2 separate regions of the Mus musculus genome follow, and region 2 is linked to region 1. The links are chromatin loops, found by intact Hi-C in ENCODE. Cell type or tissue: gastrocnemius. All regions are shown on one strand. Links, peaks and the distances in the headings refer to the core of each region. The heading gives the core; the rest is flanking DNA.

What was found. Hi-C counts contacts between places; a loop is a spot of excess contacts. Peaks named below come from ENCODE experiments on the same cell type or tissue, not always from the same donor. Only the 100,000 strongest peaks of a DNase experiment are listed, where the experiment ranks them.
Region 2: it touches region 1 in a loop (4-fold over the local background); 11 of 42 quality-filtered maps call a loop at or near these places.

The regions. Positions count from the first base shown.
Region 1 is chr6:29,845,738-29,861,389 of GRCm38, reverse strand. The region is part of intron 1 of Ahcyl2 (S-adenosylhomocysteine hydrolase-like 2); the gene reads right to left. Among named protein-coding and RNA genes, the nearest start is that of Strip2, 63 kb to the left of the region's middle. In gastrocnemius, for the core only: a CTCF peak has its summit at 7,999 (motif pointing left); DNase peaks (open chromatin) are centred at 7,182 and 7,984; H3K4me3 peaks cover 391 bases; H3K27ac peaks cover 487 bases.
Region 2 is chr6:30,347,861-30,363,512 of GRCm38, reverse strand. No RefSeq gene overlaps it. Among named protein-coding and RNA genes, the nearest start is that of Zc3hc1, 35 kb to the left of the region's middle. In gastrocnemius, for the core only: a CTCF peak has its summit at 7,723; DNase peaks (open chromatin) are centred at 5,995, 6,686, 7,108, 7,613 and 1 more place; H3K4me3 peaks cover 692 bases; H3K27ac peaks cover 6,213 bases.

The DNA.
Region 1 (15,652 bases), core at 3,685-11,684:
CTCCATTGGCATAAGTCAGAATGAAATCAGCAGCTACACTTCCTGCACTGAGAGGTAACTCTTGAGTCACTGAGCACTGAGACAAGGGGACTAATAATGCCAAAGTGAAAGCTTAGCACTCAGGTCTCAGGGAATCCAGAGCATTTCCACAGCCGTAAGAGCAACAACAACAACAACAACAACAACAACAACAACAACGAGCCTGCACAGCGCTTCAGTTCACAAACTGCTTTTAGTAACAGGACTATTCATTGGATTAGGAGCTCACTGCAATCTGATTGTTTTGCTAAGGTATCAATTTACTCCAAAAAGGATAAAGTGCCTTTCCTATGTACTCCAACAGGAGGCCCATGAATCTTTCTGTACTTCCAGCACAGCATTTGACATAATGTCTTCCTTCCTGTACTCTCTATATGAATTATAGGCTCCATATGGTCTGATTTGTAATTAACCCTTAAATTCTCCGGCATAGATAGGTACCTGCCGTATCCTATGCACCCAATCATGTGCTGAATCAAGGACCCTGGAAGAGTTTACTCTATCTTCATCGCCTGTATTTGAGGGAATATTAATAAGCGTAGTAAGCATTAAGTCTGCACAAAGTAATTTTTAAGGGTTGATAAAACAGGCAAGAGAAAGGTGGAAGGTGCACGGAACTCAAGTGCAAATGCCGACATTCAGGTCACCGATGTGGTTCACGATAACTACATGCCTTCATTCTTTCTCAGAGGCCCATCAAGGAAAAGGAATGAACATCTTTCTAAAGACCACAATAAAGCCACATTTTCAGTAGAGCACCCCTTTTTTAAAAAGGCTTAAAAGATAAATCTTACCTCAGATATGCAACACCACCTCCCTGTGCCAACCATACACACTGGCATAACAGCCACATGTGTGTGCACACAGACAGGTAGGTAGGTGTACATACTGACCACTAGAGGGGGCCAGTCACTCCTCTGAGTTGCCCCTACATAGCCTAACACTGTCATGCAGAAACCCAGCTGCTCTGTCATCACAAGGTAGTGTCATTAAACTGAGCTCCTTGTCCTATAGTCTCAGCTGTTGGAATCCTGGCACCGACTTCGGCTCTTTCTAAGGAAACAGACCGTACACTGAGAATGGCTCTCAAGTTCTCACTAAATTCAAGCCCCCTTCATCTTTTTAATATACAAGAGTATTAATGAGAAACCACTTAATATAGTGAGTTATGCAGTTTCTCAATAACAAGGGTTTACTATTCACCGATAACAAACGTGGTTAAGTGGGGCACCTCTGGTGGCTGCATCAGTACCATTACACTGCTCTCTCACAGTCAATTCTGTAAAACAATGATCTGCCCTGAGAGTTTCGGTACCTTGGCAGGATCTTCCAAGATTTACCTAACTTTCCTACCTTATAGAAACCAGAGATCTTGCAGGCACCCCTCTTCTTCCACTTGAGCACTGTCTAACACCGAGGCAAGGGAAGAAAGTGGCTGGTAGAATGGGTAACTCACCACACGCCAGAGGGAAGGATGAAGGCTAGACAGGAGGGGAGAGAGGGAATAAGCAGCTTGCCTTGGGTGGTAATGGCCGCCGCAGTAAGACTGGCAAACAGGAGCTTAGCCTCACCTGGGCTTTAATCCCAGAGTTGCTATTGACAATGTATTTCTTCTTGCTGCTCAGCATAGTGACGCTACCAGCCAGCAGACAGTGACATTGCCGGCAATAGGACACCTCTTTGGCCCAAGGACCCTTGTGGTAGGTCTTTTAAACTTTCCTCATCAGCACTTCTGTTGGCTCTGGTTCCAGCTTGCTTCTATTTTTTTTTTTTTTTCCCTTTTGAGGGAGGTGGCTATCTCTGAAGCAGCTCCAACAACCCTTTCAGCCGTCCAACAGGATTTAATAATGAGGCAGCTCTGTTAGCAGCTCAGCGGCCATTCCTAGCCCTGGATGGTTTGCTTTATTATTTTTTTCCTAACACATTATTACACAGCTCCTTTGACCTTAACAAGTCCCTAGGTAAGGTCCAACATGCATGCATACATCAATGGCTCATTTATATAACCAGTGCACTTTTTCCTGATATAATTAACTTGCTCATTAGGTTCCCTTTTAACTTTACCTCCTCCTTTTCTATGTCAGATGATTTTAGTTAACCTCACCTCATTAGAAAAAAATTAACTACAGAGCCACCGAAACAATGAGGGAATTTATAAAGAGAGGAAGAAAAAACATGAATGATGTCAAGTGGTCAGGAAGCCCCATGCTACCTACACTCTGCCCTTGGGTTAGCCAGGCAGGGGACACTAGATTTAGCTCTATCACCAAGGAAATCAACTTTCTTTTTTTTTTTTTATTCTCAATTATTTCCTTAAAATTTATTTGTATATTTATTTATACACAGAGTCTCACAATGCAGCTCAGGCTGTCCTGGCTGCCTTAGTTCCCCAAATGCACCACCATGACTGAGTTTGCATATTTTCTATGCTGGTTTCTACATTCAGTATCTAGTTTTATCTCAAGACGGAAGCTTATTTAGTACTGAGTGATCCCATTCACTTTTTACTTAAGAAGAAGAGACAAGGCAAGGCATGTTTTGGCTGGAGAGAGGGCTCCACGGTCAAGAGTCCTTGTTTTGAAGTATGGTGGGGGGAGATAAGGTGGAATTCTCAGTACCAAAGTAAAATGCTGGGCGTGGCCGGGTGCACTATTACCCAGGCACTCTGGTGTGGAGTCAGCTCCTAGGAGCTCACTGGCCGGCCAGCCTAGTGGAGATGGCGAGCTTCCATGCTTCTGGGTCAGGGAAAGACCCTGTCTTAAAGCAACAGGCAGACAGCAATAAAAGCTATCCAATATCCTTCTCTAACTTCTCCTTCTATACACACGGTGGGTGTACATATGCACATATGTTGAGTACGCACACCCAATACATTGATGTGCACATACACACACACACACATACAAACTCTCTACACAATTAAAAAAAAAATGTTTCCTGGAAGGTGTGATCACAAGGGAGAATTTATCACTGAGGTCCCAGAATCACAGTGACCTTATTACATGCCAAACAAAGATTTAACCAAATAGAGTAAAACTCTCTTATCGATTCTGATTTCTGAAAGGAACCCAAGGAATGCTACACTAGGTGCCTGCTATAGATTTGGGTGGGGATATGATTTGACAGTGAGAAGAGAAAGAAAAAAGAGGAGAGGAGTAGAGAGGGAAGGGAGGGAAGAGGAGGAGAGGACAGGAAAGGGGAGGAGAAACTGCTTGTCGAGAGCAAGAAAGGCCAACATAATAGCTTGTTTTGCAAAGCTAGTCTTTCTTTCCAGGGAAAAGAAAGTGTTCCCTGATTTCTCTGAAGAGGTGATGTGCTAATGCGTATTGCAAGCCCACAGGTTATTTCTATTAGTGTATGCAAGTATCTTTTAAAAGATGTTTTACTACATATATTTCATGTGGGGGTGGGGAGGTGGTCAGAGGACAGTGTGGGAGCCAGTTCTCTCCTCCTACGTGGGCTCTGAGGATCACACTGAGGCCCACCCTTGACAGCAAGCATCCTTACTTGCTGAGCCACCGTCCTGGGCCAGGTACAATAATCCACCAAGTCGGCATTATTATCTTAATTTCACAAAAAGCAAGGTGGTGGTATTATTATTTAAGCCGTGATGCTGGGAGCTGAACTTAGAGCCTCTGGCACTATAGGCAAATATGCTTGCCTGAGTTTGATTTCAATTCAGTCTCCAGAATTCATGTAAAGAGAGCCATCTTGGTGGCCCAAGTTTTTAATCCCAGCACGTGAGAGGCAAAGACAAGCAGATTCTTGGGGCTCGCTGGCCAGCCAGGGTCACTTACTTGGTGAGTTCCAGGCCAGTGAGTCTCTGTCTAAAAAAGAGGTAGTCAGTGCCGAGGAACCACAGCCAAGTTGTCCTCCAGCATCTACACACACAGCACCACAACACATAAAAATGTGCCAAAATAAGGGTACAAGAGGAATTTGGAATGCAAATAAAGAAAATATCTAATAAAAAAAAGGGTACAAGAAGGTTTTGAGGGCTACATAATGATACACAAATCTAAAATATTAATATTTCTATTCTTTTAAGGTAAAAACTCATAACCTAGAATACACAGATGCCTAAAAGTGATGCATAAAGTTTAGGTTTTATTGCCAAGCAGAGATAGTTCAAATTCTCCTAAAGAGTATTTGATTTCCAAACCAAATGAGCAGTCTAAATAACTCTTTACCTACAAAAAAAAAAAAAAAAAAAGGATTACTTTTGCCCAAAGAATACTGCAGCAAGCTGGCTCTGTACTCAAGAAGGTTAAGCAACCAGAGTCCACATGGAGGACTACCAAGCACTGCAGAGAGTGCAGGAGGAGAACACTGAAACGTGAAACCCAGCAGCACTTACTGCTGTCCACACGGGTCCAGAACAAGATGCTTTACCTGACAGGAGGGCCCGAGGGTTTATCAGGGAGAATAAAATACGGTAGTAAATCTTTCCAGAGTGAGCCCTCCAATAACCCAGCATCTTAACTGCCTGGATAAAGGTAAGAAATTCCTTCATGTGAAAACTGCTGAGGAGCAGAGGTTTCAGCAGGAATTTCCAGTGACTGATGGAGTGTCACCTATGAGGTCTACCTTGTCATTTACTGAGCTTGGGGTTTCCATACTCTGTCCTGACTGTCCTACAAAGGCCCAAGACATATCAGGAAAGAGTATGGCCTGAATCCTCCATCAATCTCAGGGCACACACGACCCTTTGCTGGTGATTACTAACAATGGGCATTGGGTGGCAGGGTACAACTCTGCTCTATGTTCCTCCAGAAAATGCATGTGAGAGGCCTCTGTGTCCTTCAGCAGCAGAGCCATTGCAGTAGTGAGTTCATTACATTAATCTACATACTGAAAAGTAAGGCAGACATTTGTTAAAAATTTCTTGACATTTTGTCTGCACGTTGGATCTGGCTCCAGAGTTTTTTATTGGAGATTAAAAGGCACTTCTACAGTTTGCAGGTGAGATCTGAAAATCTATAGGCAATGCACCAGAGGTGCATAGGGCTAGCTGCTGGCTAAGCAGTTATCAGTGTCACCTTCAGACCAGATCAGAAGCTAATGACTTGGGCAGTATCTGAAAGAAAGCCTCAAAAGTCGAAGAAAGAACAACTGAGCTCATGGCATTACTGAAGATAAGCCTCTCTCTTCTGGTCTGCACTTCTTTCCTACTGATTAAAGAGATTTTCCTGTCTTTTTGTGTGTGTGTTTTGTTTTTTTAAATAAAGGCCAAATGAGAGAGATACATCAAAATATTTAAAATGCCCTCCATACACTAGGAAGCCCTTGGTCACATGCCTTAAGAAACAGTCCTAAGTCCCTTAGGAGAGCTTTCTGTCCACATAAGCAGAGAGGCAAAAGGAGCAGTCTCGGGAGAAGCTCTTTTTGAGCAGACATGTTATCTGGGGACAACGAGGAGGACTGCTCTTTACACAATGTAAATTACGAGAACCTTTGTTTTGCTCTGGAGTGGTATGGCTGTGTCCAGTAGGGTTCTCCTGTAGTACTCCTTTTCAGAAACGAAATTTAGTGTCTCGCTATGGTCCCTCCTATAACAAAACCAAATTTCCTACTCTTTAGGTTATTACTAAGTTGCTGGAGATTCAAAAACAAAGAACAAAATCAAAACACGAGTTAAAAACCTAGCCAGAGAATGAAGAGAGTAATTTCCATTAGTCCAAGTCACTGCATTTGAAATCGTCTTACGAATACAACTGCTTTCCATCAGATATCTTTTAAATGAGCGCAATACTAAAAATTACTAAAAACAATACCAATAGCATCTATAAAAATGACATACATAGGCTGGAGAAATGGCTCAGTGGTTAAGAATACCTGCTGCTCTCTCAGAGGCCCTGGGTTCAATTTCCAGCATTCACATAAGATAGCTCGCAACAGCCTATACCTCTAGGTCCTGGGGATCTGTCATCCTTTCCTGGAATCAGCTGGCACCTGCAAACCTGAGGTGAGCATACAGACAAGCAGGCACACACACAGATGTGAAAGAAGCAAATCTCTTTTTTAAATGACAAATTGTCACCATTTGTTCTGAGATAGGACCAGCTAGAGCCCAGGCTAGCCTCACAATCACAATATACAGGTAGAATTTTCTACTGTGCCTTTGTTACATCTGCTATATACTTAATCTTATTATTTTAATAGTTATCTCTTTAAGTCCCTAACTCTATAAACTAAAGAGAATTTAGAATGCATTATAAAAGTTTAACAAGTTTATAATAGGGAAATACATAGACAGGGTCCAAGAAGTCCAAGGAGTTATAAGAAACCAGTCAGGACACTAAGGAGTTTTTTCAAATCAACAGTTAAGGGACTGGTGATAGATCATCGAACAGAAACCCCTGCAGCCGAACTAGATATATTTCCCAGAAGGGAGAACTGACTCCTGCAAGTTGTCCTCTGACTTACAAATGTGTGTTGTGACAGTGAACACCTCCCCTCATAACAAAATGTAATTAAGAGAGTTTTTAAATCAACAGCCGACTTGCCACTCTTTGTTTTTGAGATAGGACCAGCTAGAGTCCAGGCTGGCTTCAAACTCACTATGTCGCTAAGGCTGGGCTTGAACTCCTGAGTTTCCGCTGCTACCCTGCAAGTGCTGGGATGACAGGCCTGTGCCACCATGCTTCACAAGGTTGGTTTTATGTGCTAGTTCTTATTAACAAATATCAACTTAAAATTATTTTACTAAAACTATTTATCAGGCAAATATGGTATCTGGGAACACTGTATGAAGAGAAGTAAAACTCTTGCCTTGTAGCAATACACTTGCTACAAGGAGCTGACTAAAAAAGACAGGGAAGGGAGAAATGGTTAGATTTTCTAGATACTGGAGAATGTAACATTTTATAAGTTCTAGTTTTGTGTCTTCCTTTACCCATATTCTTTTTTATTTTATACCCACGAAGCACAACTTAACATTAACTTTAAAGAGAATACAAAACAATCAAAGAACAATCCATCTGCTCAGTACATCAATCAGCATAGTAGGTCAGCACCCACCACCGGGCAGTCCGCTGCTCCGGCCTACCTGCTTTTACCTCCCCTTCCCTAGACTCTCTGGCAATTACCACACAGGAGAGACCCAGTGCACAGGAGGTAATCAGAAGATAGTGGCTGTTTGCCCAGCCTAGATCCCAGCAGTGGTCCTTGTCCTGTCAGAAGCAGCAGAAGGAGAAAGCAGCAGAACTCACCATCCACTCAGGCATGTGGAAAGCGGAGGTGCCCTCATTACCGTCCCACTTCTCCATAGTGCAGGCTTGGCTAAGGGATGTCCTGAAGCAAAATGGAAAGCTGGTCTGCAAAGGCCAGGGTTACCTGAAGACCACAGAGAACACCACAGGCCCAGTGACTCGGGGGTCAGGGGTTAAAAGAAGCTCTTATCTCTTTTCACAGAAGCTTCCTGTTCAGATCAAGATTCTGAGCCAACCACCTGGCGAATCTCTTACCAGCCAGCCTCAAAACCTCTGCCTACTACTCGGAATCAGAGCGGATGCAAAGCTCTGCACTGCAGTGCCTATAGGGCACTCTAGACCATCGCCTCTGTGCAGACTTCCTTCAGCAACAGGCTGGCTTTCTTCTGAGTATAAGGCCCTAGTTAACTTTCTCCCGCCCCCTCAGGACACGTCACTGCAAGTGCTGATACCAAGATCAATAAAGATCGAGGTCAAGAAGGCACTCCCCTTTCTTGAGAGCTGCTGATTTGGATCAGTACAGTAAACAGGCGTTTCCTTGAAATCGGAGTTCTTTATGGCTTTCAAGTTCAAGCAGCTAGAGAAGCTCCTGGTCTGCTCCCACCAGGGGGCTGGCACCACCACCTATCTCAAGTTAAATTCTTATTGCATCGGAGTTCAGATGAAGTCAGGAAAGATGTTTGGTTTTTTTCTTCCCAAAGCTAAAACTTGTAATGCTGAAAAAAGTTCTGGGACCACAGCTCCCTCTGCTGGCTCCCTGAGGGATGGCACAAGAAGGTCTAAGGGGCCTTTGTTATAGAAACAGCACAATGCTGACTGGAATGTTTCACAGAGGCTAGACAGAACTGCTCGCCAGCCCTTCCCACACACCCCCACCTCCCCAAATCCCGGTCCCAGTGAGGGCATACAGGAGACCCAGGGGTCTCAGACAAGTGCCGAGAAAGTCCAATGCTGATTTTCCCTCATGGGTCTGGGGTCAGGATGAAACAGGATGCCAACACAGTATCCTTTCCTATGTAAACCATCTGATTAGAAAGGATCCCAGTTGTTTCTGCATTATGTTCCCCCATATAAGCTTCCTCTTTTCTGCACATTTCTGAAATTTGTAAAGAAAACGTAACTTGAAAAAATGTGATTGATATACATATCTATATCTATATCTATCTATCTATCTATCTATCTATCTATCTATCTATATACACAAAGCAGATCTATCTGCTTAGTTCGAGAGGATGTTATCTATCCAGTAAGAGGCTGGGAACATAGGGCATGGAAACAAAGGCAGACAGATCTCTATGACTTCCAGACCACCTTGGTCTACACAGTGAGAGCCTGTCTTGAAAAATAAGAGAAGGGCTAGAGAGATGGCTCAGAGTTAAGAGCACCAACTGCTCTTCCGAAGGTCCTGAGTTCAAATCCCAGCAACCACATGGTGGCTCACAACCACCTATGAAGAGATCTGATGCCCTCTTTTGGGTTGTCTAAAGACAGCTACAGTGTACTTACATATAATAAATAAATCTTAAAAAAAAAAAAAGAAAGAAAGAAAAGGAAGAGGAGGAAGAAGAAGGAGGAGGAGGAGACCAGAGAGATGTTAGACCTAGTGGTACATTCCTACAATCCCAGTGTTAGGAGATGAAGGCAAGACGATCAGGAGTTGAAGGTTATTTATTCTCAGTAACATAGTGAGTATGAGGCCAGATTCAAGAAAACAAGAGTACCACAAAAGGGCTGAGAGATGCCAAGGAATAAAGCAGTTGTCCACTGTGTGCAAGGCTGTATGTAGGTTCAGTCCCTGCCATAGGAAGCCCAATAACATAGACCTGAAACACCAGGGACTCGTAAGAAATTAATGCTAGTCATGGTGACACATGCTTATCATCCTAGCACTCGGGAAGCAGAGGCAGGCAGATCTCTGAGTGTGAGGCCAGCTTGGTCTACTTACAGAGTGAGTTCCAAGCCAGCTGGGGCTACATAGTGAGATCCCACCTGAAGGAAAAACATTCATTATTGCTATGTGTGTAAAAGATGTGTGTAGGGGAGTATTTGCCAAAGTCCGTGTGTGGAGGTCAGAGGTCAGCTGGTGAGCTGCCTTGCCAGCCCAGCACTATGCTAATCTCTGATGCAAGCTTCATTTCTTTGACGCTAATAATCATACTATAATTATGATTACAGGCTTCCCCCACTTAGGCTTCACAGTTTAAAAGAATGAATCCTTTGGGTATGGAACACAGGGAAGGATTGTAATACCTAGGAAGAGTAGCTGGAAGATGCCAGGGAAGGCAGAACATCAATAACTGACTAGCTAGCGGCCTAGAGCCTGTGAGTTGTATTACCTGCTATCTCCTGTGGTGAAGACCACATGGGTGGCAGCCATGAGCAGGCTGGTTTTGTAATCAGACAATCTTGAGTGAGATGCTGCCACGACTTACCCTCACTATCCCACCAGCTTTCCAATCTAAAAATGAAATAAAACTGCCATCTCCCAGTTTGATAGAGGCTTTGGGAAGAGAACATATACTGAGGCCTTAATGACACCTCATTAGCCACGCCCTTTCCTACCTCAGGCCTCTACTCAAGCAAAATGTGTTTAGTACCTTTACCACCTTCACCCTCACTTATTCAAATTCTCCAAAATTTGGCTGAAATAAGTGTCCTCATGAAACCTCCCCTAAAATGAAGAGTTTCTCTTTTGTTTAATGTTGCTCTTTGGCCACAGCACCATGCCTAGCCATCTTCATCACAACTGTTGCACCCGTGGGCTCACTCCTCATAGACTGCAGGCTTCTTAGGGGCTTAGTCAACTTTGATTTGACTACAGTGCCTGGCTTGCAGGAGAAGCCTAAGAAATGATAATGTAAGTTCTAAAATTCTGTGCGCTGTATGGGTATCTTATAACACTATAGGGAAAACTTATAAAAGTCAATATATTTAAAATGTTTATGCCCATTTTATAAGATTTGGTACATTATTTTATATCTATAAGGATTAATATTACTGACTTATTTCGTGGTGTGGTTTTGAAGGCATTTAATCCTTAATTATATTAAATCTGCAAGGATATATGATCTACTCTCCATTGCTTGATCCAAATCAATTATAAACCATTCTGATCTGTAGCAATAATGGAGCCTTTAAGAACAAAGCAAGGTCAAAAGTCTGTGTTACTGCTGAAGGGGAGCCCAACCCTTAGAATTACATGTCAATGACCACTAATTACCAAACACTCTTGTTTATATTCCTCACATAATGACTGAATAGACAGGGACGACTGCCTTTATGGTCATGTTAAACCATGGAAGCAAATGACTCTGAAGGGAACTAGAATTAGCAATACACTGAAGAAAATATATCATGTTGGCACCCTAAACATAACTTGTGTTTTCTTAGTGTAGGTTTAACTAAAGCAGACTTCATTTGAAAGCTACAGTGTTACTCCCCTTTCTGTACTGTCTCTACAATAAAAAAACAACAGCTATTTCGCCTAGACTTTAGGGCACATTAACTGACATGAACTTTGGAAGACATAAGAGACAGGTATATGTTAGAAACTTGATCCCAATAACTACCCTTCGTTATAATGTATCCTACAAGATCCATTCACAGCCAGAGCAGGAGTGACGCAGACTCCACACATGACTATACTACAACAGCATTTAGGTGAGGGGCTAGCAAGCTCAACAAACTAGACTAACTCTAGAAGCCATCTATATCACAACTCAAGAAGCTTGCTTTAATTCCAAAAACAGCTAAACATCCTGTATGCCAGCTGTGTTCCTACCAGTGGTGACTTCACAGAACAATCACAACCTCTGAGGCTATGCCAAATAACCCAAAGTCAGAGCAAGCACATGCTCACAGTGGAAAAGGCATCAAGGTAGGACTTCTGGAGGTCAAAGTCAGAAAGCACACACATAGAGAAGTCACTATGTGTACAAGCTTCAAGCATTTGGAACCTAGAGCCACAAGGCACAGGGCAATGAATTAGAAAATCCTCGAAGATTGTTCCTGTGACTTCCTATGTCTTGGGCAAATCACCTGATGACTCTCATGACAAACTGAGGGGAAAAGTGGACTATGAAAAGATCCAAACATTCAAGCCCAACATTCAGTATTTCTGATCCACTTAGTGTCTCTGAGGCCATAAGAAAATGCAGTCATGATTCTTTAGTCACAGAAGCTATTGGTTATTAAAGGCTAAAGTTCCTAGCCACCTGGGTTCAAAGATCAATCTACTTAGTTATGAGGTTGGTTTGAATTGGTAGGCCTCAGATGTCCCATACCTGGTTATGGTTTGGATGTGTCGAAGACTTGGTGACCAGATTGTGGTGACCAGCAAAGTGCTCATATGACCATGGATGAAAATCTGAAACCATGACACAAAATGACCTTCTCCTTTATAAGCTGTTTGTGTCAAACATCTTGTCAGAACAGGATGCTACCACGCCTCCTCAAGCTTGAAATGCCAATGATAGCAGGACTTGAGCCCTCCCTCCCGTCTCCCATCCTCACTCATGGGAGGACTCTCACCTCTCAGTTTCCTCATGTTCTGAAACTGGTGAAGATTTAACAGGCTTTAGGTTAGCTCCAACACTTTCTGGGCTATCATCAGGCAAACCAAATACTTTTTAAAGCCTTTGTTACCTCATCTGTTAAAACATGATAACAATACTATTCTTATAACGTTGGTTTTTAAAAAGGTTTTATGTGTGTGAGTATTTGCTTGTATATATGTACATGCACTGTATGTGTCCAGTGCCCGGGGAAGCCAGGGAGGGCAGCAGATCCCCTAGAACTAGAATTATAGATGGCGTAAGCTGCCATCTTGGTAGTGGGAACCAAACCTGGGTACTTAAAGGAGTAAGTGCTCTTAACTGTTGAGCCATTGTTCTAGGCCTTATATTTTTAAAATAAAGATTAATATGCATGTTTACATAAACCCAGTACCAGGAAGCTACACTGGCCTTAACCAGGTATAGCAGAGTAGCATTAGACTGCCTGGCCAAGCCTCTCCACTCACTGTGTAACTTGAACAATTACCTAGTCTCCTTGTGCCTATTTACTCCTCTGTTAAAGGGAAGTTTTGAGAGGATCAAGTAAGTTAATAAGTAAACAGCAGAGTAGGGCACAGGGGCGATGACTCACTGGGTAGTGAGCTTCCTGCCAAGCCTCACAACCTCAGCTCAATGTCTGTAATCCAAATATCCAAACGGTGCAAGGAGAGGACCCACCCCGGGAAGCTGTCCTCTGACCTCCATACAAGTACCACTGCACATATTTTACACACACACACAAACACACACACACACACTCACACACCCCAAACAAACAAACAAAATGATAAATGAAAACAAAACAAAAAAGCAGAACCAGACGTAGTGACCCACATCAGTAATCCCACAGTCAGGAGGCAGGGCTGGAGAATATGGCTAGGCTATATGAAACCTTGTATTAAAACAAATAAAAATGGTAAAAAGTACTCAAAAGAGCAAGGACAGCTGGATGCTCCTAGGGCGGTATGAACTTTACTATTATTGCTATTATTCCACCTGTGGAGGCCCACAGAGATGCTGAATTCACTTACATATACACGACTGTCAGTACCTTCTTTATTTTAAATCTCATCAAATCACTTTCTTCTTTATAATGCTCCAAAACTGCCTTACTTTACTCAAAACGAAGTCCCAAGGAGCATTATAAAGGAGCATGCCCGAAGCTCACTCGCCTGGTCGCAGCAGTACAGCAGCAAGACACAAGAGGATTCTTGTCTCAAAACAAACATAGAAGGCAAGAACTGAGTTTGGAAAGTTGTTCTTTGACCTCCCCACACATGCTATGGCAAGCATATATATGTGTGCACTCACATACCATACACATACACAAATAAAAAGGTTAAACATAGACTCAAGTCCACAAATTACTAAATAACCCCTGTCATAGTCCACATTAATATGGATATGGCAGTTGGTCATATTTGCTTATTTCCACACTAGAGTTTAAGCTCTCCCTGAGATTAGCGTCTTATTCCTGTATTTCAGGTGGTTAACGCTTACAAGACAAACAGTGAATGCAAGCTGCTGAGAGAAGATGATTCTAGGACAGGGACCTCAGAGGGAAGGAGAAGGAAAGGAGACAGGTGTGAGGAAGAAGTGACAAGGCAAACAGAAACAGGCATAACCAAGCTGTGACCAGGGAGGCAGCTGTGTACCCTCCTGCCACTTACTAATCCAACCAGGTCTCTCAGATAAGCAATTAAGCCGTTAGAGACTGCAGTACACTTGAGCACCCAGCTACTGTATTCCCTTCCTGTTACGTCTTTTAACCTGGGAGTGGAGTGTGGACTTAAACCCACAATTCTCCTGACATAGCAAATTCAGACATACTTAGGTCAGGGTTCAGTCCGCCTCAAACCTGCCTCCAAGAAAAGTCAAGGTTTATCTTAAAACTTCTGAAACCCTAAAAAAAACAGAATGAGAAAGAATTTACATTCAGCATTCTTATGGGATTGGGCACTGAAAGTGGCAGGTAAAAATACTGAAGTGTGTGGTTATTAAATGTCAAATGCATAGTTTTTACTATAGTCTTTCCTTTTAAATAAACTTTCTAGAAACATAATTTATCTACATAAAAAGTACACTGGCACACACGTTTAATCTCAGCTCTCAGGAGGCAGAGGCAGGCAGATCTCACAAGTTCAAGGTCAGCCTGGTCTACAAACTGAGTCCAAGACAGCCAGGGCTACACAGAGAAACCATATGTGACAAATACCAAAACAAAACAAAACAAAACAAAAAACAAATCAAAAGGTTGTAGCTTGATAAAATTTTAGAAGTCACTACACCTACATCTCACTCATAGATAAGAACATTTTCAATACCAGAGTTATCTAGGTTAGGGTAGCAGTGTAGCTTTGTAGTAGACTGCTCGCTGACAATGCACATGTGTAAGCCCAGAAGTCAGTATCTGAGAAATGAACAACTAACTTCCTTTAGACCCCACAGCACTGACTGATTTAAGGTAGAGATGAAACACCTGTCTGTGATTTTTTTTCTTTTTTTTTTTTTTTTTCCATTTAGATCAGGTCTAACTACATAGTCTTGGATGGCCTGGTACTGGCTGTATGGCAATTCAGCCTCCTGATTTCTAGGATAAAGGCATATAACATTACAGCCAGTTTTGTCTTTGCCTTTTAATAATACTTTGGGGAACCTTAAGTGTTTGGAAATCCCTTGTAATCAACATATATTAAGTAGCGTTTTTCCCTCAACAGTAGGGGGTGGAGACTGGCTCCAGGATGCCCTTCCCCCATCAAAATCTGATAAGTAAATGGTCTTGTATTTATATAGAACACACATCTTCTTATAATCCATCTCTAGGTAGTTCATAATAATTAATAAAAAGTAAAAGCCATGTAGCAGTTATACTGTATTGTTTGAGGAATAATGATAAGAGATAAAGTCAAATTATTCAGACACAACTTTTATTTTACTATCTTCGGTCTGCAGACGGTGAATCCACAAATGTATCCTTGGGGAGTACAGTGGTGCTGCTGAGAACCACTATTTGCATTATGAGACTAACAAGACTTAATGGTTCCAAAATTGCTGGCACATTTTCTAATTTTCTACATTAAGGATATACAACATTGCTCATCTATTAAGAGAAAAATAAATGTGTAGTAGACAAAATAATGCCAATAATATATTTACATTATTAGATATAATTATATATTAGCATGCAATATATTTATTTATAACAGGAGGAGAACAGGAGTAAACATAGAGAACTTTGTGGTGGTAAGGGGATGAAAGAATTACATCTAAAATAGGTCTCCCCTTCTACACTATGAACCATGAGACAATACATCAACGTGAAGGGAGGGGACTGTAAGAGAACTAAGCTGGTAGGTAAAGACACTGGTTTAATGAAAGAGAAGTGGCAGATAGTAATTGGAGGTAGGTAAGGAGCAGCCAAGCCAGTTTCTAAGTAGGGCAGCAATCTCTGCAGAATGGTGTGATAAAAACACTCTCAGGGAAGATGGCGCTGTGATACTTTCAAGGGAGAGTGCAGCAGCCAGAAATGAGAACAATTTAAGGTCAATCTTAAAGCAGCCAGTCTGGTTCTCCAGATTATCCGGAAGAAAACGAAACGACAGACATGAGAAATCATGGGAAGAAAGACTGAGCATGACGGCCACTTCCAATGTACTACTCAGTTCCCACACACTCTATCAACAGTCCTGATGTCTGTGACAAGCACTACTGTCATCCCTCTACCTGCCACTCTCATGTCAAAAAATGAATCCAATTACTTTGCAAAACTTCTTTAGTTTTTCAGCTCTCTTCATAACCAAATATACACAGTCCATAGAGTTCCACAGCAAGTCAACCAAGCATAGCCAT
Region 2 (15,652 bases), core at 3,061-11,060, 500 kb before region 1:
GTGGCTAGATTGCTGTCTAAACATGGCGTTCTGAAATCCAGAGTGGAGGATTCAGTGCTGGGAAGCCATGTTCCATATGTAACCATGAGCATGTGGGGTCCCACCCTGTGGAGCCAGCCCTCTCCCCCCACCTTTAGGTGGGTTCTAGAAATCAACCTCAGGTTTCTAGCCGCACCTTCACCTCCTGAGCCGTCTCACTGGCCCTGCTGTTTTTCGTTTGCTTGCTGGCTTGGCTTGCTTGCTTGCTTGCTTGCTTGCTTGCTTGCTTGCTTGCTTGCTTGCTTGCTTGCTTGCTTGCTTGCTTTTTATGGTTTTCTACCAACTGTAGTGTGTAATGGGTGTTTTGTCTGCATGTATATCTAGGCACCACAGGCACACCTGGTGCCTGTGGAGGCCAGATGAGGGTGTCTGATTCCCTGGAATTGTGTGCTGCCATGTGAGCACTAGGAACCACTGAGCCATCCCTTCACCTTCTCGGCCCCTCTGGTTTTGGTTCCTCTGTTTGACATTGTAACCCAGCCTGGGCTGTTTTCCCTGTGTGAGTGGGCATGACCTTGTCCTCCTGAGCCTTCTCCTTCAGCTTCCCAAGAGTTTGGATCCCAGGAGTGCACCACCACACCTGGCTGATTTGATTCTTTATAGTTGTGTGTGTGTGTGTGCATGTTCATGTGTGTGGCTGTACATTCGTGTGTTTGTATGTGTAGAAGGCATAGGACAACCCTGGATGTCACCTTGAGGAACTCAGTCTACTTTGTTTGAGCCTGAGTCTTATCAATAAGGCTAGATTAGCTGCCAGCCAGCTCCAAGGATCCTCTGTTCCATCTCCCCAGAGCTGGGATCACAGGCACACATCTGCACCCAGCCGTGGATTTTAGAGGATTAAATCCCTGTCCTTTTACTTATCACCTTATCACGAACACACTTTTTTATCTGATCTGTTTGCCCAGATACTTCCGAGTTTTTGAGAGCAGGCTCTGGCTCTCTCTAATAACCTAGACTGACCTTAAATTCAAGATCCTGACTTGGAGTGCTGGGGTTACAGGCATAGCCACCATATCTGGCTTGAATTTTGTTTTTAATGTCCCATTAAAAGATAATTATTTCTTTTTATTAATTTAGTGCTGTGGTTTGAATGGTTTTTTTTTTTTCTCTCACCCAAACATTCTGAGACTAGGAGAGGTTCCATTGATGGAAGTTGGGCCTATAGCAGAGACTGACGCTTTCCTCATAGGGTGAATTCTGGTTTTCCTGGGACCGGTATGGTTACCACAATAGTACTTTGTTTAGACTTTGTCTGGAAGGCTGGTGATGTAGGCATCTCAGTTGAAGAGTACTTGCTTAGCATGCATAAAACCCCAAGTTTGGTCCTACAACATTGCAAAAACCAGACATGATAGTGCATTCCTACATCCAGCACGTGAGAGGTAGAGGCAGGGTCAAGGGTTCAAGGCTACATAGAGCATCCCAGACCATCCTGAGCTATATGAAACCCTGTCTCAAAAACCCAAAACGGTGGGCTGGAGAGATGCTTTAGTGAGTAGAAGTGCCTGCCAGGCCTGCTGACCTGAAACCAATCCTTAGGCCCCACAGAAGAGGAGACAACAGATTTCTTCCATATGTGGATGGTGTTATATGCTTACTGCACACATACATGTACACAAAATAAAATGATTTTTAACAAATTAAAACAAAACAAAAAAAGGTTAAACTTTCAAAAAAAAAAAAAAGGCCAGGTGTTGGTAGCACATGCCTTTAATCTCAGTACTTGGGAGGCAGAGGCAGGAGGATTTCTAAGTTTGAGGCTACAGAGTAAGTTCCAGGACAGCCAGAGCTACACAGAGAAACCCTAAGCTTTTTGGGATCGCTGTCTTACATGTCTCCCACTAGAAACGCTGACTGTGCTCTTAGCCCTCAGAACTGTGGCCTTTTTTCTTTTCTTTCTTTTCTCCCCCCTCCTTTTTTGGTTTTCTTTTTCTTTTATTTATGTATATGAGTACACGATTGCTGTCTTCAGACACACCAGAAGAGGGATTCAGACCCCTTTGCAGATGGCTGTGAGCCACCATGTGGTTGCTGGGAATTGAACTCAGGACCTCTGGAAGAGCAGTCAGTGTTCTTAAACACTGAGCCATCTCTCCAGCTCTCATTTATTTATTTGTTTGTTTATTTATTATTTTATTTATATGAGTACACTGTAGCTGTACAGATGGTTGTGAATCTTGTAGTTGTTGGGAATTGAATTTTTAGGACCTCTGCTCACTCCGGTTGGCCCAGCTCACTCAGTCCCTGCTCGCTCCAGCCCAAAGATTTATTTATTATTATACATAAATACACTGTAGCTGTCTTCAGACACACCAGAAGAGGGTATCAGATCCCATTACAGATGGTTGTGAGCCACCATGTGGTTGCTGGGATTTGAACTCAGGACCTCTGGAAAAACAGTGTTCTTAATCACTGAGCCATCTCACCAGCCCTTTTTTTTTTGGTTTTCTTAAGACAGGGTTTCTCGTCGGGTGTGGTGGCACATGCCTTTAGTCCCAGCACTTGGGAGGCAGAGACAGACAAATTTCTGAGTTCGAGGCCAGCCTGGTCTACAGAGTGAGTTCCAGGACAGCCAGGGGAACACAGAGAAACCCTGTCTTGAAAAATTTAAAAAACGAAACAAAACAAAAGACAAGGTGTCTCTGTATAGCCCTCGCTGTTCTTGAATCCAGTCTGTAGAACAGAGACCCACCTGCCTCTGCCTCCTGAGTGCTAGAATTAAAGGCGTTTGCCACCACCACATGACCAAAAAGCTTCTTTCTTTATTAAGTACCCAGTCTTGGGTGTTTTCTAACAGCAACACAAAACAGACTAATACATTTATTACCCACAAAAATAATCCTATAAGATTTCCCACTTTATTAATTCTATTGGGCAGTCTTATGGGATGCTGACTAACCTCTGTTTGTCTTCTGGGTAACAGCTCCCAGTTCCCCCTTCTTTGTTTCCCAGGTTTGCACCTTCTTTCACTGTCCTTAGCCCTAGTGAGAGTCAAGGTCATCCAGACTCTCTTCTCTCCATCCTCCCAGCCCTGTGGTTGACCTGCCAGGGTTGGCACTGGAGCCTCTAGGAGCCTCTGTTTGGCAGAGGTCGGGTGTCTCATGCAAGCTGATTTGCTTGCCTAGGGGAAGACTGACGCTCGAAGATATCTGATCCCTCACTCTGTCATAGCTGGAGTGTGGCAGACAGTGACACTCCAGTCCCTCCCTCCCAACCTTCTGCTCTTTCCATTGCCTTGCAGCCGGGAATAACTCAGGCCTCGTGACTCTGTGATTCTCTTTTCCCAAGCCCTGAGCTGAGCTCTGCCTCGGTAGAAAGGAGGATTGTGTTGCCACGGCTCATAAAACACTAGTTTCCTAGCTCTTTGTAGATTTTAGCCAATTGTAATAGACTCACCGAGTGGGACATTATTTTCAGGGGCTTTCCACATTTGGTCATCACACCCGTAGACAACTGGGACTGCTTCTCAACCCAGCTCTTGACTATTTTCCACCCAGCTCTGTCTCAGCAACAAAAACAGCTGCTTGTATGGCCTGACCACCACCAAGAGCTCAGACGCTTCCTCCTCAAGCTTTCCTAACTATTTTTAGTTCCTTTCCTATTCTGGGTTTTCTTTGGCTTTATAGAGCCGTCATCTGGCCCGCTGACCCATGCCTTTAGGAGAGAATGCTACACTTGAGCCCTTCATTGAGAGGCTGTTCTTTCCATCTTTAGCCCATGTTCTCTTTTCAGTGCCTCCCTAACTAAATTGATTCATGTAGCTGAAACCAATGGAGGACCAGGAGACCGTGCACAGGCCTCTGGGTAGGGCAGTGAGGTCACAGGGATTGAGGGTCAGAGTGTTTTAATCCGTTTATTGACCTTGTACTCGATGCTCTGAGCTGTCTACCCAGTACATCAGTGAGCTGTAGAGACGAAAGTGACCAGCAACCAGGGGGTAGAAGTCGGAACCAAAATGCCTAGGACTCCAGATTTATCTACCAGGAAGGCCTTCACTACCTTCAGGAAGAAGTCAAGACCAGACATACACACACACACACACACACACACACACACACACACACACACACACACACACGCGACCCTTTTCAAAGTCTGTTCAGTTCCAGGCCAGTCCTGTCTAGCCCAGTAAGAGCCAATAGAAAGGAAGCTGCACTGTAGTCCCCACAAATGAGGCAGCTCTGTGGCCATCTTAAGAGTCAAGGCTGTGTCTAGAATGTGCTTCTCGTGCAGTGTGAGGGAGGTGGGGAGGACGGAAGAGCAGTGCTCAGCAGGAGGACACTGGAAAACTGATCTTACTCGTTTTTTCAGACATTTGCCTACACACGAGGCCTAGCTTCATCATTAAAGCCCCATATAATCACTATTCCTTTTCACAAATGAGGATGCTGAAACATAATACTTTGCTCAAAGTCACTAGCCAATGAGGGCCAACATTCAAGTTTGGACCATCTGTATCCAAAGTCTAGCCAAGGTTCCACAAAAGACAAGACATATGCATGACAATGTTTATATATTTCTACTTGAAATAAATTGAAGATAACCTAAACATCTGGTAATTGATTACAGAGTATAGCTTGGGAGACTATCATTTAAATTATTGAAATGATTATTGTAAGGGCCAGGGAAATGGCTCAGAGGTTAAAAGCATATCTTGATCTTAAAATGGACCCAAGTTCAGTTTTCCCCACCCACATGATCCATAACCCTGGTTCTAGAGAACCTGACACCCTCTGGTCATCTCTCACACCAAGTATGCACGTGGCACATCAACATACATGCAGAACACACACCCATATGCAGAAAATAGATCTAAAAAATAGTGTAGTCATTCACAGTGGCGGGCGCATTTAATGTCACCTTTCAGGAGGTAGAATCAGGTGAAGCTGTGTGTACTGAGGCCAGTCTGTCCTACATAGTTCCAGGATGGCCCACATACTGAGACCCTGTCTTACAAAACAAAACAAGAAAAACATTGCCTCAAAAAAAAAATCAAAGGACTATTATTGTTTTTTTTTCAAAGATTTATTTATTATTATTATACATAGGTACACTGTAGCTGACTTCAGACATGCCAGATCTCATTATGGGTGGTTGTGAGCCACCATGTGGTTGCTGGGATTTGAACTCGGGACCTTCAGAAGAGCAGTCAGTGCTCTTACCCGCTGATCCATCTCCCCAGCCCAGGACTATTATTGTAATGTAGTTTATTCATATAGTGGAATGATACTCAGAGTTTTTAAGTTGCTCTTTATCTAATGTGGGTCAAAAACGTGTGTAACTAGAGTGATCTGTGTTCTGTAGGTAACTAGACATCCAGGAAAATGTGACGTATGAGGTAGTAAATGGCTAGAAAACTTAGAAAACTTCCCCTTTATGAGAGCCATAGCATCTGCCCACTTTCCAAAAACTTAGGTATTTAGTCCAGACTCAAGGTCAGGTTAGCTATAGTGTCAAGCTGTAATACTAGCAGTACCCACTAGAGCCATTAGGTGCCGCCAGTGCTTCACATTAAACTCCAGCTTGCCTTTCAAACAACCACGGACCCACCGCCACCAATCACTGGGGGACAGGCCCTGGGCGACAACTCTCCTTTCCAAATGGTTCACCCTCATTTCTGCATCATTTTTCGGGTGTTTTGATTTGTTTTGTTTTGTTTTGTCTTAGAAAATGTCTCACTTTGTAGCCTTGTCTGGTCTGGAAATTTTGTCAGTGGTTCTTAACCTTCTTAATGCTGTGGCCCTTTTAATACAGTTTCTCGTGATTTTTTTTTTCTTTTTACATGACTAATTAATTTTGCTACACTTAGGAATGGTAATGTAAATACCAGTTTTCCGGTGGCCTTATGTGACCCCTGTGAAAGGGTCACTTGACAACCCCTCCCACGTTGGGTTGCAACCCACAAGTTGAGAACCTCTGCTCTATTTAGACTAGATTGGCCTCAGACACAGAGACCCACCTCCATGTGCCTCCCTAGCGCTCTTATGGAAGGCAGACACCACCTCGCCAGCCTCGCCACAGCATCTGGCTTTGTCTTGTCTAAGTCAGTGTAGACTGGAAGTTGGGGCTGCCTGCTTTGTAGCACAGACCAGTCCAGTGATAGGAAAATGGACAGCATGGAGGTGGGTGCCCAGAGAAGAGGAAAGAGAATGTATTTAGTGAAGATCCAGAGAAGTGGAGGATGCTCTCCTTTTTTTTTTTTTTTTTTTTTTTTTTTTTTTTTTTGAGACAGGGTTTCTCTGTATAGCCCTGGCTGTCCTGGAACTCACTCTGTAGATCAGGCTGGCCTCAAACTCAGAAATCCTCCTGCCTCTGCCTCTCGAGTGCTGGGATTAAAGGCACTCCTGAGGATGCTCTCCTTAAAGTTCAGGGCTAATCCCTTGTATCCAGCATTAGAGACATTGTATCCACCATTAGAGGCGTGCAGAAATGCCTAAAGACCAGACTGACTGGGAAGCCAGAAGAGAAAGCCACAAGAGGAGACGAGCCACTGGCAGCCACCTTGCTCCACATGGCTGCACTGACGCCAGTCCTCCCAAGGTGTCACCAACACTCAGGCTGAGTCACTCCAAACCCAGCCCACAGAGTTAAGCCAGTAACAAAACCTGGAGGACGTGGCCACAGGGCCAAGGGCCAGAGCAATGTCATCACGGGCAACCGTGCAGCTCGGGCCCGGCAGATGACCCTTTCCTTGTGAGCATTCCAGGGTGTGTGACTGATGCTCACTGACCCCGATTCATGGCGGCACGGAACACAAAGAGGTCATTACTGCCCCTTGATCCACCGGGGAAACTGAGGAATGGAGTGGGGAAGCAGCTTTGGCCCGTGAGTCAGTGGTACAGGTCATGAGTTCATTACCACCCCGTCAGGTCAGTCAGGTGCCTATGAAGCCACACTTCCCAACCAGAAGTAAACATGGCTGTCCAGGGCCAGGGAAGGGAGGGCCTTCCACCCAGTGCCCTTTCCATACCTGTCCAGCGGTAGAACCAGACACAAAGTTGCAAAGACTATGGCCTGACTCCCTGCATTCAGCCAAGGTCAGAGTGGGGAGTGACAGCCAAGACGGCACACAGGTTGTGGCCAAGCCAGCTCAGAGTCAGTCGGGATCTGGCCATCTGGACTCAAATACTGGATGCCCTTGTTATCAGTCTGTCTTCTGAGCCAGCTCCTGGGGCCTCTGCTTCTTGATATGTAAAAGGGGCAGGAGTAGTCAGTGTCTATGTCAAAGGGCTGCTTAAGAGCTAAGGGACCTGATGTTTGTTACGTGGTTGCTAAGCAATCCTTAGCTGCACACCTGGCCACCCGTGTCTCCAGGCTGTAGGGACTTTTGGGTCTGAGGAAAAGAAATGGGCACTGGGCTCAGGCAAAAACATCCCAGAATGTCTCGCTAGCTCATCCTTGCTATGGGAAGGATTCTTCTCGCCCAGTGGCTCTCCCCCATCAGCAGAGGTGCTGGTACTTCAGCTCGATGCCCAGTTTTAGAAGCATCGGGAAGCAGCATCTTGGGCAACCAAACACCAAGTGAGATAACCACATTCTTGCCAGCCTCCTCCAGCCTTGGCTCAGGGCCCAGCAGGGCCACCCTTAGGAGATGGTGCTAAGAAGACAACAGGCAAGCTAATTATAGGCCCGGCCTGCTGGGCTGTGGACACTGCCTGTTTGGCCTGCACGGCTTACCTGAGTCATCTATCCTGCGGCCACTTGAGCCTGGATCTGGACTAGCAGGCCACAGGGAGTCAGGAGCGCCTTCCCTGTGCTCAGTCTGGTCAGCTGCACCACTTCCTGCCTCTTTTCCCCTCAGAAAGCCAGTTGAGGCAGGTGAGCACCCCAGATCAGAGGCCAGAAGGCCTAATGCCTACTGCGAGGTGAGCACAATGCTGGGATCCCAGAGTCTCTGGAAAAATCACTTCACAGGTCAAAGTAAAAGGCATAGAATGAACAGGGCAGTGGCCTCCTCCTTCCACCACACGGTCCACACCTCCATCCTCTCCCTGAACCTTACTGGTCTGCAGGGGCCCCAGCTCTCTTGCTCCTCAGTGGTCAGCTGTGATCTGGGCTCAGTTCCCATAAACTTAGCCCAGGAATTTTTCAAAGTAAAAGGAGGGCAAATATGGGTGCCGTGGTTCAAAAAATCAGTCTTAAAATCACAACAGAGTTAGAAAACATTCTTTGAGGCGTTAAAAATGAGGATAAATGACAAGAAAGTCCCCAGCTCTTTGGATTTAGTGCATTAGGGAGGCAAGGGTGTGGCAGGAGAAAAACTGGGGGTACCCTCTGTGAGGGGAATGTTTGCACCCATAGCAGGGCTCATCTGTGCACTAGAAGGCCAACATGGAAAGCTGTGAACCCAGACTCGGGAGGCAGAGGCAGAGGGGTCAGGAGTTCAAGGTCAGCTTTGGATAAGTGGTGAGTTCAAGGCCAGCATGGGCTACATGAGGTCCTATTAAAAAAAAAAAAAAAAAGCCAAAGGGGCCGTGAGTGAGGTCGGGCAAGAAACAGGAAGTGATGTGGGTGGGTGCTGTTTTGTTTTGCTTCTGTTTTTGAGAGGGAGAAGGAGAGGGAGAGTGTGTGTGTGTGCCAAAAGCCATAGGTCTCCTAGAGCAGGAGTCACAGGAAGTGAGTTGTCTGACATAGACGTATGGGATTGAACTCACGTCCTTTGGAAGAGCAACACTTGTTCTTAACTCTTAAGTCACCTTTTCAGCCCCTAATTTTTTTTTTTAATTTAAAAAAAAAAGATGTGTGTGTGATTGGAGGGGTCTATCATGGCACAAGAGTGGAGGTCAGAGGACAACTTTGGAGTTGATTCTGTCTGTCTACCTTTAGGTGGGTCCTTGTCATAACAGCAGCCATCTCACCAACCTGTTCTCTTGGTTGTTTTTGTTTTTGTTTTTGTTTTTTCCCCTCCCTGTTTTATTTTAGTTATCTATCTATTTATTTTGAGACAGGGTTTTTCTGTGTAGCCCTGGTTGTCCTGGAACTCACTCCATAGACCAGGCTGGCCTCGAACTCAGAGTGCTGGGACTTAAGGCATACAACCCGGCCTTCCTTCCTTTTTTTTTTTTTTTTCCTGACAGGGTCTGTATCTCCCTCTGTAAGCCTGGCTGACATGCCTCTTGCTATGTAGTGACTGTAAGGCTGGACTCAAACTCAGAGATTCTGCCTGCCAAGCCGCCCACGAGCTGGGGTTCAAGGCTTGTGCCCCTTCACCCTGCCTTGTGTTTTGATATTTGAGACAGGTTCTCTTGTAGTCAGCTTTAAACTCTCCATCCTCCTGCCTCTACCTTGCAGGTGCTGGGATCACAGGTATGTACCATGATGCTTGTCTGTTTTAAGGGAGCCATCCTTTTGGGGTAGGAATGAAGTTCTCTGCTCCCCAGGAGAGTAGACCACCAAGCGCCTGCCCGAGAGCTTTGCCTGGCCTCTCTCCGCAACTCCCACAGCACTAGAGGGTTGGTGACACCCTCTGCCATCTGAGCCTCAGCGCTCCTGTTGCCGCCCACAGCCCCTCATGCTTTCTACCCTTCTTGAAGTGAGCCTGATTACAGACTGCCCCCCTGGGGGAGGGAGCGGAGGGAGGGTGGAGGGAGACCTAGTTCTGGCCTTGCTGACTAAAAGAATGACCTCAGTGTCATAATGACTGGCTTTCTGGTTAAGCTGCCAACCTGGGTGCCTCCCCACTCTGGCCTTTAAGATAGCTCCACACAGGATGATTGTGTCTGTCGGCAGAGAGCAGTTGGGCTCCTGTAGCAGGAGTCCGTCAGGAGATGGTCCGGCCTCACCCTCAGTACCACCCCATTAGACGGGGCTCATAATGGAACTCCCCAGGACAGAACCCTTCATTTTTTTGTTCTTATTTTTTGGTTTGATTTGTCTAGACAGGGTTTCTCTGTGTAGCCCTGGCTGTCCTGGGTCTCTTCTCTGTAGACCAGGCTGGCCTCAAACTCCGAGATCTGCCTGTCTCTCTTGAGTGCTGGGATTGATTAAAGGTATGCTGGCCTGGCTCCAGGACAGAACCTGGGAACCAAGAAGTCTCTTACCACTCTATAATCTGAGGGGAAAATCAGGGCACCGAGTCTACGTATGACTTTGTACATGAAAACACTCTGCCAGTTTAAAAGTGAGATTGGCAGTAGATGCCGTCCATACCTGTAATCTCCATGTCAGGGCCAGCATGATGCTCCACGCAAGCCTGGAGACCTGAGGTCAGCATTCAGACCCCAGTATGGGTTGCAGGGCACCCTGCTCAGTCTTTGGTTTTGGGGTTTTTTTGTTTTGTTTTGTTTTGTTTTTTCTGTGATAAGCCATTCTGACTGGAAGCCTCCTGGGGAGGAAAGGGTTTATTCATCTTACATCTCCATCTCTGAGGGAGGTCAGGCAGGAAAATGAGACAGAAACGAAGCAGAGGTGAAGCAGAGGTCGGAAGGAGCCCTGGTAACTGACTTGCTCTCCCTGGCTTGCTCAGCTGTTTTTATAATACAACCCGGGCCTATCCGCCCCCGGATGGCACCATCCTCCGAGGGCTGGGCCATCCTCCGTCAGTTAGCAATCAAGAAAATATCCCCACAGACATGCCCACAGGCAAGCCCAATGCAGTCACTTCCTCGGTTGAGAGTTCTCCCAGGTGTGTCAAGTTGACAATCAAGATTAGCCACCACACTGTCACAACAAAATCAAAAGCTGAAGGAAAGACTGGGTCAAGAGGAGAAGACAGGTAGCCTGGAAAACAGAGACTGCAGGAAAATCGCCCCGAGGAATCTGAATGAGAAGCAGGCCATGGGCCAGGAAGTGGCTCAGGACATCTGAAGCCATACATAGAATGTGACAGGCAGATGACCTTTTCATTGGGATCAGGACTGTGCCCCACCTTTGGACCACTGAACCAGCAAGCCACCCAGAGAGATGGCAGCTTGTCACAGATGCCAAAACTGCCATGAATGCTACTGTAACGGGTTATCCATTCCTGGCAAGAATCTAGACAGCCTTTGGGAGATCTGATCTGTGCCCCTCCAACTACCCAAGCAGGAATTTAGTGCCATGGAGGTGATCGTGGGGACATCCTCCAGTTGTTTCAAACTCCTGACTCTCCTCAGCCTTGGAAATGCTGAGATTACAGTAAGACCCACCATGCCTCACTAGCCCCAGCCCTTTGCTGTTCTGAGGAATCCCAAATGCAACGTTCCCTGTGTTCTTGGCTAACCCAGTGATAGCCAGTCACCATGAGGCAGCTTACATCCACCTCCCTGGCTCTAACTTCAGCTCCTACTGGCTGACCTTGCAAACCCCCAAGCTACTGGGGAGTCAAAGCCACCACATCTCCACAGGCTCCAAGAAGCAGTGCTCCCTGTCTGTATGGTGATGACCCCTCCCCAGTTTAGTGCCAAGCTTGTCAGTTGCCTCAAAATTGTAGGAGCAGTTGATCTAGCTTATGATCCCTACCCAACAAGGTATGTCCAACCCATAGCCAAGGGTTTCATGTACCTCAGTATAGCTAGGAATGAGACCCAACACAGAATCATAAAATTACTTAAAATATTAAAAGATTTTTAAAATTATTTTTATTTTATGTGCATTGGTGTTTTACCTGCATGTATATCTGTGTAAGGATGTCCAATCTTGGAATTATAGACAGTTGTGAGCTGCCATGTGGGTGCTGGGATATGAACCCTGGTCCTTTGGAAGAGCAGCCAATGTTCTTAGAGGCTGAGCCATCTCTCCAGCCCTGAGATGTTTTTATTTCTTTTAATGTTGCAACTCAGTTTTCTGATTCATGAACTTTATAGGCAACATCATGTCATAATGTCAAAACATTGGGACACCTGGCTGACATTGAACTGAGACCAAGAACCTAGAGAGAACCGGGTCTCCTACCCACTCAGCCCTCCCCAGCCCATTCAGCCCTCCCTCTTTTCACAGACACCTGCCCACGCAGCCCTCCCTCCTTCCGCCCAGATCCTTCCGCCCATTTCCTTTGGCACCTGAAAGCAGTTTTTGTTCCGTGGAGCCAGGGCAGGCACATGTGCTGCCTCTAGCTCAAGAAGCTGCTGCTCATCGGTGTTCTACTATCAGCAACATCAATCTTAGTGCTTTTCCCTCGAAACAAAGTTACTGGGTGTCCTAGAGGTAAATGCAGTTTGTACCGGAACAGGATTCTGATGAGAAGTTCGTTTTGATCTTCTTCAGGGCACATGGAGAATCTGACGACTGAGTTTCTTCAGAGCATAGTGTCACATCAGGGCTCAAGGAATAAGTGAGACAAATTGAATGTGGAAAGAGGTGACTGCATGAGCAGAGCATGATGACCTTTGACCTCAGAACTCAACTGCCAGGTCGGCTATGTCCTCTGCATCCCTACACATAACCAAGCATTCAGCACATGCCTGGCCCAGAAGGGCCTCAGAAACTGTGTGCTAATTATGTGAACAAATAATATGTTTACAGTTACCTGCAAGAGTTTGGGGGTGTGGCAAAGTTCGTGGTGCAACCGTCACATTGAAGGAACTACTTTGAGGGACTGGAGGTGTAGTTGAGTGGAACACTGAATGTTGACCGTATCTACGGTACCAGGTCTGATCCCCCAACACACACACCTACACACACACAAACACACACACACACACACACATACCCCACAACCAAAACAGCAACAGTAAAATCCTACTTTGAGACCCAGTGGTACTGTTGTACATCTTTGATCCTAGTACTCAGAAGGCAGAGGCAGGTGGATCTCTGTGAGTTTAAGACCAGCCTGGTTTACAGAACGAATTCCAGGATAGCCAGAGCTATACACTGAAACCTTGTCTAAAGAAAAAAAAAAAAGGAAAAAAATGTCCTATTTTGAAAGTGCCCTGGAGCCCTGGATCCTGACAGTGTGTGGCTTTCACCTGCAACCTCAGTACTTGTGAGCCTTGAGGCAGGAGGATCATGAATTTGAATTCAGCCTGAGACTACTACATAACAGAAACTCTGGATCATATTCTGGTGGGAGAAAAACAGAAAGAAAAAAAGAGATGAGAGAGGAGGGAAGGGGAGGGGATCTGGAAGGCTGCCCCCTGCAGATAGGAAGTATCCAAGCCAAGTAGGAAGTAGAAGGCAAGACCAGCTCAGGGCTGGGAAGGAGAAATTTGGAGTAAGTTTAGGCAAAGAAATGATGAAAGCTATGTGCCCAGCAAGTGTATGGCCTAGCTTTCTTTTTGTGTGTGTGTGATTTTTTTCGAGACAGGGTTTCTCTGTATAGCCCTGGCTGTCCTGGAACTCACTTTGTAGACCAGGCTGGCCTCAAACTCAGAAATCCTCCTGCCTCTGCCTTCCGAGTGCTGGGATTAAAGTCGTATGCCACCATGCCTGGCTGGTGGCCCAGCTTTCTTAACAGGACTTTTTTTTTTTTTAAGACTTATTAATTAATTAATGTGTGTGTGTGTGTGTGTGTGTGTGTGTGTGTGTGTGTGTATGTGTGTGTGTGTGTGTGTGTGTGTGTGTGTGTGTGTGTGTGTGTGTCTGTCCTGCATAAATACCTGCCTGCTGCCTGCAGAGACCAGAAGAAGGCATTGTATACTCTGGAACATTTGAATCATGTGGATACTGGGGATTGAACCCAGGACCTCTGCAAAACCAACAAGTATTCTGTTTGTTTGTTTGTTTGTTTGTTTTTTATTTTTCGAGACAGGGTTTCTCTGTGCAGTCCTGGCTGTCCTGGAACTCACTCTGTAGACCAGGCTGGCTTCGAACTCAGAAATCCGCCTGTCTCTGCCTCCCAAGTGCTGGGATTAGAGGCATGTGCCACAACTGCCCGGCCCAACAAGTACTCTTAACCACTGAGCCACCTCTGAAGCCCATTAACAATACTTTTTTTTATAAGATTTTTTTTTTTTTGAGACAGGGTTTCTCTGTGGCTGTCCTGGAACTCATTCTGTAGACCAGGCTGGCCTCAAACTCAGAAATCTGCCTGCCTCTGCCTCCCAAGTGCTGGGATTAAAGGCATGAGCCACCACTGCCTGGCAATAAGATTTTTTTTAAATATTCATTTATTTTATTTATATGAGTACACTGTATTTGTCTTCAGACACAGCAGAAGAGGTCATCAGATCCCATTACAGATGGTTGTGAGCCACCATGTGGTTGCTGGGATTTGAACTCAAGACCTCTAGAAGAGCAGGCAGTGCTCTTAACCACTCAGCCATCTCTCCAGCCCAGCTTGTTTGTTTTTAACAAGATTCCATATATATGTATGTTTCATGTCTGGTAAGGCCAGAAAATGATCATCTGGAACCAGACTTATGAATGGTTCTGATCCACCACATGAGTGCTGGGAACAGAACCCAGGTCCTCTGCTACAGCAGCAGGTTCTCTTAACCACTAAGATGTCTCTCTGGCCCCAGTTTACACTCTTATTTAATGTACAGCCCATATCCTAATCCTGTTAGTAGTAGCAATGGTGTCCTTCAAAGCATTTCCCCTGGCACAGGGTTTAGTCCAGGTTGACATGCCACATTTAGTTGTAACTAGTTAAGCCTAGGTTGACATGCCACATTTAGTTGTAACTAGTTATTTAGTCTCCCCTGAGCCTGTTTCTCATTCACTTTTCTTGTTATTCTAGACATGTGATCTTATAAAAGTTTATTTTTGTTTAGTTTTGTTTTTGTTTTTTCCGAGACAGGGTTTCTCTGTATAGCCCTGGCTGTCCTGAAACTCACTCTGTAGACCAGGCTGGCCTCGAACTCAGAAATCCGTCTGTCTCTGCCTCCCGAGTGCTGGAATTAAAGGCGTACACCACCACGCCCAGCAATTTTTTTATTTTTACTTGTATATGTATGGGTGTTTTGTCTGCATGTGTCTGTGGACTACATGTGTGCCTGGCACCTTAGGATCCCAGAGTTACAGATTGTGCCACGTGGGTCCTGGGAACTGACTCTAGGTCATCTAGAAGAGCTGCCAGAACTCTTAGCACTAAACCATTGTCCCATCTCTCATATGGCCTTTTATAAACGCCAGTTGAAAGCATGTTCCCAGATTGGATATGTATGTATGGTATTTCCTGGTGATTAGACCCTAAGTATATTTTTTCTTATTTTGTTTTCACACACACACACACACACACATATATATATATATATACATATACATATACATATACATACACACACAGAAACACACACATATATATATACATGTGTATTTGTGCTCACCTGTATTCAGGTACCTGAAGAGACCTGAAGAAGGAATGGGATCCCCTGGAGCCAGAGTTACAGGAAGTTGTGAGTCACCCAGCCTGGTGCTGGGAACAGAATTCAGGTTCTCTGGAAAGGCAGCAGCTGTTTTTCACATCTGAACCATCTCTCTAGCCCTTCAACAGGGTTTCTCTGTGACCCCTGGCTGTCCTGGGACTCACTCTATAGACCAGGGTGGCCTGGAACTCCGAGAGATCCATGTGTGTCATCACTGCTGGACAAACAAGCACTTTTGTTGTTTTTTTGAGACAAGGTGTCAGGGAGTCAAAGTCAACATGTAACAAAGGCTGACCCTGAGCCTCCTTCCTGCTGCTCCTCACTTCCCAAATGCTGAGATTACAGACAAGTATGTAATCCTGGCTCACCACTGATGTTGTAGTCAA